Linked DNA regions of Homo sapiens: region 1 is linked to region 2. Evidence: chromatin contacts called from ENCODE Hi-C or POLR2A ChIA-PET data. All regions are on one chromosome and are shown on one strand. The core of a region is the stretch at or near the end of the contact, and the rest is flanking DNA. Distances in the headings are between cores, read along the strand shown.

Evidence for each region. Hi-C counts contacts between places; a loop is a spot of excess contacts on that map. ChIA-PET counts read pairs that join two places held with the same protein, here RNA polymerase II (POLR2A). Pooled maps may share reads with other maps.
Region 1: a pooled map shows a loop between it and region 2 (2.2-fold over the local background). The contact joins two enhancer-like sites. A Hi-C loop is called at or near these places in 2 of 50 pooled maps. POLR2A ChIA-PET finds 5 or more read pairs at or near these places in 3 of 52 experiments (K562, Panc1 and activated naive CD4-positive, alpha-beta T cell).

Annotation. Positions count from the first base shown.
Region 1 is chr15:78,877,567-78,881,659 of GRCh38, forward strand. It overlaps MORF4L1 (mortality factor 4 like 1), which reads left to right. Exons shown (of 12, transcript NM_006791.4): 2 at 647-693; 3 at 2,946-3,013. Among named protein-coding and RNA genes, the nearest start is that of MORF4L1, 6.7 kb to the left of the region's middle. Within about 2 kb of position 2,750, at least 2 of the 41 ENCODE cell types and tissues checked have a DNase peak (open chromatin) inside an H3K27ac peak, as active enhancers do.
Region 2 is chr15:78,485,583-78,489,651 of GRCh38, forward strand. It overlaps IREB2 (iron responsive element binding protein 2), which reads left to right. Exons shown (of 22, transcript NM_004136.4): 13 at 123-258; 14 at 2,151-2,235; 15 at 2,598-2,754; 16 at 3,065-3,189. Among named protein-coding and RNA genes, the nearest start is that of HYKK, 20 kb to the right of the region's middle. Within about 2 kb of position 1,336, at least 2 of the 41 ENCODE cell types and tissues checked have a DNase peak (open chromatin) inside an H3K27ac peak, as active enhancers do.

The sequences.
Region 1 (4,093 bases), core at 1,500-3,999, 390 kb after region 2:
TTGCTTCCAAGACTTCCAGGTCCTGACATTTTCTTTAGTCTTGAAGTAGGCTCAACGTAGACTGTTACGTTCCAAAGGTTAGGCTTTATTGTCTCATTTCTTTGTTCATTGAAGCAACTTAGCACCTAGAACATCATTCCACATTTGAAGAATGAACATAGTGAGACCCCTTAATCCAGCCAATCTCTGATGCATATTGATATTTTAATTTGTACGATATTTCACTGAGTAAAAGGGTTGGAAGCAGAGATACAAGTGGAGAGTAAAGGTCCTCAACTTAGAAAAACAGATGAGGAAAGCATTTAAAAAACTGTATTTTCAGATATATAGTTAAAACCAACCAACCAACCAACCTCGACAGCTTTGCAGGAGAGTCCGCTTATGTGCTTAACAGGTGATAGATGATTTGATTATTTAAGTAGATTGACCTGCTAATGAATTGTTTTTGTTTTTACCATCGGATACCAACGTGTTTTTGTCGTAGGGTATAGTTGAAGTTTGAGCCAAAGTGGTGCTCTGTATACCCGTCCTCATTTTTCCTAATTTGGCTAGGAATACCTTAATAAAAGTGTGATGACTCTCTAAGATGTTAATCTTTTTATATATGAGAAGAAATTACAATTCAGTACTTTTTCTCCCTTTACAGGTGAGCGAGTGCTGTGCTTTCATGGGCCTCTTCTTTATGAAGCAAAGGTATGAAACTTGTTTTCTTTTGAGAAGTTGGCCAAAACTACTGGTTAGATCTGGCCATTTAATATACAAGTACAGTATTTTGTTGTTGCCTCAGTAAGAGAGTTGCCTTTTTTAGGTTCGTAGTTAATAAATTTCTTCATCTTTCTGAGATTCTTATTGTTTTGCTTAGTGGCTCAAATGAATTAAAACATTGCTACTCTCTTCCACTTTTCTTACTCATCTGGAAGTAGCATTTGAGGGGAATGTTAGAAGGGGAAGATGGGCTGTGGGAACAAAGAGCATTTTGTGGTTAATGACTTGGTGAGAAAACATTGCTGAAGTTACTTTTAAAAGTAATATATGCTGAGTAAGCATTGAGCTAATTATATTAGGTTAAAGGTAAAAGCCAATATTAAAAATAAGTACATTTAACTGTTGATTGTTGATTTGTCTGGCAAAGTTTGTATTCTGGGAGGCCCCCTTTGTATCAGGGTGTGCTCAAGTTATAAAAACTGATTTTACATTTAGCTGAAGGTAAGCAGGAGAATGCATTCCAAAGTAAAAAAAAGTTTCAGTATTTTGTTTCTGATAACTTTTTTAGTACAAATATTTAAGACTTGACTATACCTTAAACAGTCGTAGCTCCAAAAATGAGCCCGTAAAATACAAAACAGTATAATGTTTAATTTATGTAATTTCTGCATAAATTCTTGGTGAGTAGTTTTATGCTATATGTGTCTGAAAATAGCCTTAAAGTGTCAGACATTTCTGACTAAATATTAGCCATTTTCACTACTTTTTTTTTTCCTGTGTTCTAAATACACAGAAGTGTATTTTTAAAGTTCTAAAGAGCCAAACGCGGTGGCACATGCATGTAGTTTCAGCTACTCAGAAGGCTGAGGCTAGAGGATTGCTTGAGCCCAGGAGTTCAAGGCCAGTTTGGGCAACCAAGCGAGACTCTCTCTCTCTTTATTTTTATGCTCCCCGCCCCGCCCCGCCCCCCAAGACAGTATTGCTCTGTCGCCCAGGCTGGAGTGCAGTGGTGCGATCTTGGCTCACTGTGACGTCCCCCTCCCGGGTTGAAGCAATTCTCCTGCCTCAGCCTCCCGAGTAGCTGGGATTACAGGCACCAGCCACCACACCTGGCTAATTTTTGTAGTTTTAGTAGAGACGGGGTTTCACCATGTTGACCAGGCTGGTCTTGAACTCCTGACCTCGTGATCCACCTGCCTCGGCCTCCCAAAGTGTTGGGATTAGAGGTGTGAGCCATTGCCCCTTGGGAGACTGTCTCTTAAAAAAGAAATCCTAAAATGACTGAATTTGGATGTATGGAGATGGTCAGGAATTTCTAAGTATATGTATACGTACATACATCTTAATGATATAATGTTTGTAAGTGCTAAATTACGACTCATGGCCAGGGGCTGTGACGTACAAGCCTGTAATCCCAGGGCTTTGGGGAGCCAAAGCAGGAGGATCACTTGAGGTCAGGAGTTTGAGATCAGTCTGGGCAAGATAGCAAGACTGTCTCTACCAAAAAAAAAAAAAAAAATTATGTCCTGTTAATCGTTTTTATCCCTGAATGTTGTTATTGTTGTATCAACGTTTGGCAAACTCTACTAAACTGGCTGATTTTTCTCCTGGCACCTGACACTCTGGTGAACAATTTTCGAATTGAAGCTATTGAAACAAATTAAACTGTTGTGGTTATTTTGGTTTTCTCTTAAAGACTTTTAAATCCAAAACCAGATAGTCATCACTTGTCATAGTTAATGACTTGCCTCTAGTAATTCCTTTTGTCTGGCTGCTTTTAAGAAAAGTGAAATATTTTTAATTCATTGCTTTACAAGTTGTTTAAACTAACTTTTCAGAAACAGGTCCATTTACTGCCTTTCATAAGCTAATGAAGTTTTTTTATAATATAGTTTAAAGACTTTGCTTTAGAGGAATTTGCTTTTGAAATAAATATAGCTCCTGGCTGATTAGACTGAGAAGACACAAGCATAGCTTTCATTAGCTGTCCTTGGATAGCTTTTGTAATCCATTGATTAAAGATTTAAGGTGACCTTTTATGCTTGTGGTTCTCAGCTTTGTTGGACCTTTTGTGACTAATCTTCAGTTTTGTAACTTGAGTATTCTACAAGCTTAGTGTTCTTAGTCATTCTGTTTAGGCCACCATAAAGCTTGTGTAGAGTGTCTTTGAAGGATGATTTGAAAAGGTAGTGTCTTTAAAAAATTTCTAAGTGAATTATTATTTTTTTTTTGAATTTCAGTGTGTAAAGGTTGCCATAAAGGACAAACAAGTGAAATACTTCATACATTACAGTGGTTGGAATAAAAAGTGAGTATTAGATCTTACAATTCTATTTGTAATTAACAAGATAGCTTGTGTCACTGACTGGCTTAGCAAGCATATGCTTTTCAATTCTGCAGTTTTAATGTAATATAGTACATATTGAAGCAAAGGTGAATCATTTGTAGTATGACAAAACTATTAGAAATTAGGGTACTGAGCCATTTTAATTTAAATATACTTGGATCTTGGGAATATTTGTTATGTTCTAGTGTAATATCTATTAGTCATATAGTCAATCAATTATTCTGGTTGAATGTGGCAATCACATTTTTCTGTTTTTTTTTTTTTCCTGGTTTTGGTACATTTTTAGGATGGCCTGAATTATTTGGCCTTACCACAAACATGTTGATTATATATGTTATTTCAAGCAGCTGTGCTAAAAAAAACTAGTTGGGTTTTCTGTCTAGAAAAGGGGAAAGGATAAAGGTTGCTTGATTGGGAAATAAAGACAGAATTTACCAGTCCATATTCTGAACTTTGGAAACATTATTTAGTGTTGACCGAAAATGACTTCATGTGACTCACTTTTTAGCATGGTTTAACACAGAAACATTCAATTATAGAGTCTTAATTTCTCACCCCTAAGAGTTAAGCCTTTTTTTTTTTTTTTTTTTGAGAGATGGAGTTTTGCTTTCGTTGCCCAGGCTGGAGTGTGCAATGGTGTGAGCTCGGCTCACTGCAACCTCCGCCTCAGGGGTTCAGGTGATTCTCCTGCCTCAGCCTCCTGAGTAGCTGGGATTACAGGCACCTGTCACCATGCCCAGCTAATTTTTTGTATTTTTAGTAGAGACGGAGTTTCACCACATTGGCCAGGCTGTCTTGAACTCTTGACCTCAGGTGATCCACCCGCCTCGGCCTCCCAAAGTGCTGGGATTACAGGTGTGAGCCACTGCCCGGCCTTTTTGTGTGTGTGTGTGTGTATGTAAAGTACCGATGTTATTGATCTTGTTCTAGGAATGGACAGTGGGTATAGATTGAACACATTCTAGAATGTCCATCCAGTGGAGCTGTTTTTCAGTGATGGGACTTTTCTCCTTGGGCCTCACAAATAACCCTGTCTAAAAA
Region 2 (4,069 bases), core at 86-2,585:
AGTAAGTTTATGAATTCATACTTTAATCTGTTAAATAAATTACTTCTCACTTTTTACTTTAATATGGGTGAGAGAGGGAAAGAAACATTGCCATAATAAATCATTGTTTGTTGGCTGTGCAGGTCTTTTGGCTAAAAAGGCTGTTGAAGCTGGTCTGCGTGTTAAACCTTATATAAGAACAAGTTTATCTCCAGGCAGTGGGATGGTTACACATTACCTCAGTTCAAGTGGAGTATTACCATATCTAAGTAAGCTTGGGTAAGTAACAGCTATCGCACTTCATATTGATATTGGTGTTCAGTAGGTACTGAAGCTGCTTGTTTGTGCCTTTCATATACAAAGAGAAGATAGAAAAAATATGCTTTAGTTTTACTTGCTACCTTGCCATTACCATACAATTTTTGATGCCTTATCACTCAGGAAACACTTATTGGGCATATCAAATGAGCAAAGCACCAGGTTGGATACACAGAAGTAGGAGATGTGGTCTTAGCTTCAAGATACTTAGTTGGGAAGACAAGACAAACAAGTACAACCAAATAACAGTTACAGTGTAAGAAACGATACCAAGTATGCACAATTTCTGTGAGTTGTGTAGGTCAGTTCAAAAAAGAAAGAAATCTTATAGTTTGCATTTATTAACTGAAAATTGTCTTAATTTTAGTTTTATGAGGTTATTGGGTCTATAATACATAAGTTTAAATTGTCCCTGAACTTTGGAGAAAGTAACTTATGTTTTTTGGGCTGGGCGCGGTGGCTCACGCCTGTAATCCCAGCACTTGGGGAGGCCGAGGCAGGCAAATCATGAGGCCAGGAGTTTGAGACCAGCCTGGCCAATATGGTGAAACCCCGTCTCCACAAAAAATACCAAAATTAGCCAGGCGTGGTGACGCACACCCATAGTCCCAGCTACTCAGGAGGCTGAGGCAGAAGAATTGCTTTAACCTGGGAAGCGGAGGTTGCAGTGAACCCAGATCGTGCCGCTGCACTCCAGCCTGGGCGACAGAGCGAGACTCCATCTCAAAAAGAAAAAAAAAAAAGTAACCTATGTTTTTTATGTAATCCAAAACAATTGATGCTAGTTGTGTGGGGATTTTTTGGTTTTGAGACAGTGTCTTGCTCTATTGCCCACACTGGAGTGCAGTGGTGCAATCACAGCTCATTGCAGCCTCGACCTCCTAGGCTCAATCAGTCTTCCTACCTCAGCCTCCTGAGTGGCTGGGACCGCAGGTGTGCACCACCACACCCAGCTAATTTTTATGTTTTTAGCAGAGACAGAGTTTCACTGTGTTGGCCAGGCTCGTCTCAAACTTGTTCCCTTAAGTGATCGGCTCGTCTTGGCCCCCGAAAGTGTTGGGATTACAGGCCTGAGCCACCACACCCAGCCTAGTTATATTTTCGGTGTGTATTTTGGAACATATGAGTCATCAATTCCATTGCAAAACTGATAAATTTTAGACTTTTTTGCTTTTAGAATAGCATCTGAAAGTAATTTAGAGGACTGTGCCTGTAATCTTTTGGTTATATTATCTTGGATTTATTGTCAGAGACTCTTCTTGGGTTTAACTGGTTGATAATTGAGAGATTACTCCTATCAGAGTGCCCAATTACAATCAATGCCTCTTTTGGGACCTTTGGTCAGGTTATTATAGCCAGGTCCTCTTTACATTTTAAACTCTTGGATGGAAGTACAGTATCAATTATTTTAAAAGGTCATGTTATATTCCTAGCAAGTAGTATTTGGGGGAATTCTCTTGTACAGTGATAAGTGCTATTAAGGCTCTTCAAAGGTTTGCATTCACCTTTGAGACCAGCCTGAGCATTTTTATTTTTTATTTTACAAAAAATAAAAAAATTAGCTGGGCCTGGTGGCGAGCGCCTGTGGCCCCAGCTACTTAGGAGGCCAAGGAGCAGGATTGCTTGAGCCCAGGAGGTTAAGGCTGCAGTGAGCTGGTTCAAATAGCATGCCTGAGAGTTAGACTTGATTGCTCAGAATCTTCTGAGGTGAATATATTGATGAAGGTTAATCCATGTGTCATGAATAGTCTTTTAAGTAATCTTATTACAGTGATAGAAATACAAGATAAGACTTGTCCTTTCTCTATAAATGTTGTGATGTGCTATTCAGTCACTTTTTTTTTGAAATGCAGATTTGAAATCGTTGGCTATGGATGTTCAATTTGTGTGGGAAATACAGCACCCTTATCAGACGCAGTTTTAAATGCAGTAAAACAGGTAAAATGTGTGGATTGGCAAGACATCTAAATGATTTTCTTAACTATGTTTTGTTACTAAATTATAGAAAATATATATTGATGTGTTTATATTTCTGTAAACTCTGCACCTCTTGGCAATAGTAACCTGTGAATCTTTAAATGATTCAATGAATCATTTGTAGATCCTTGAAATAATTCCTTCATAATACAAGGAATTGATTTAGTTTATTTGCAAGATGCATAGTTCTATATTTAAAAATTAGTAATATGTTTTTTGGTTAATCTCGCCCTCAGACTTTAAGATTGCTTATATATGATTATCCAGATTTGTACCATCTCTAGAATTGAATTTATTTGTTTGTGTGTTTGTGTTTTTTTCAGGGTGATTTGGTTACCTGTGGAATTTTATCTGGAAACAAAAATTTTGAAGGTCGTCTTTGTGATTGTGTTCGTGCCAATTATCTTGCCTCTCCACCCTTAGTGGTAGCTTATGCCATAGCAGGCACAGTGAATATAGATTTCCAGACAGAACCTTTAGGTATCTTTTCCTTTATGTATATGTATACCTACACATACTTTTCCCAATGGAAGTCGTTATATTTTTGAAATGTTTCTTAGACCATCTATTCTTTGAATTATTTCAGGAAGACGTATGATAATGTATAGTTATTAATTTCTGTGTTTATGTGAAGAAAATAAAATGTACAGGTAATTAGTTCTTCCAGCCGCTTAAGCCTGAAGCACCCTGTTGAATCATTTACTTGATTTCCATGATATGTCTTTGAAAAGGTATGAACATTTTCAGAGTTATTTTTTTACTGAGTATCATGTTCAAAAATTTTAACCAGGTACTGACCCCACCGGCAAGAACATTTACCTGCATGATATTTGGCCTAGTCGAGAAGAAGTTCATCGAGTAGAGGAAGAACATGTTATACTATCCATGTTTAAAGCATTAAAAGATAAAATAGAAGTAAGAGTCTTATGTGTTTCTTAAATAGTTTAATCAATTTGCAGTGTTCTTTTATTTCATATATCTTCTGAATAGAATAAAAATTAAAATTACATTATTTTGAATACAGTTTTTAATGTGTAATAGTAAGTTTGTATCTGGAATCTGTAGTTAAAAAGAAAATGGCGGCTGGGCACAGTGGCTCACGCCTGTAATCCCGACACTTTGGGAGGCTGAAGCAGGTTGATCACGTGAGGTCCGGAGCTCAAGACCAGCCTGACCAACATGGAGAAACCGCATCTCTACTAAAAATACAAAACAATTAGCCAGGCTTGGTGGCGCATGCCTGTAATCCCAGCTACTCAGGAGGCTGAGGCAGGAGAATCACTTGAACCTGGGAGGCGGAGGTTGCGGTGATCCGAGATCGCGCCACTGCACTCCAGCCTGGGCAACAAGAGTGCAACTCTGTCTCAAAAAAAAAAAAAAAAGAAAGAAAATGTCTTAGAGGATCAGAATTCATTAGTGTTGATTGGATGATCTGTGCAGCAAACCACCATGGCACACATTTACCTATGTAACAAACCTGCACATCCCGCATATGTACCCCAGAAGTTAAAATAACAGTTGAGGGGGGAAAAGAAAGAATTGATTAGGTGTTCAGAATACATCATTGAACAAAACACAAAATTCTCCTGGGGAGAGGCAAATAAGCTGTAAAGAGAATAATTAGCTAAATTATGCAATATTTATTATTTTTTATTATTTATTTTTTGGTGTTTTTTGGGAGATGGCACCCCACTCTGTCACCCAGGCTGGAGTGCAGTGGCCTGAAGCAGCTCACTGCAGCCTTAACCTCCTGGACTCAAGCAATCCTGCTCCTCAGCCTCCTGAGTAGCTGGGG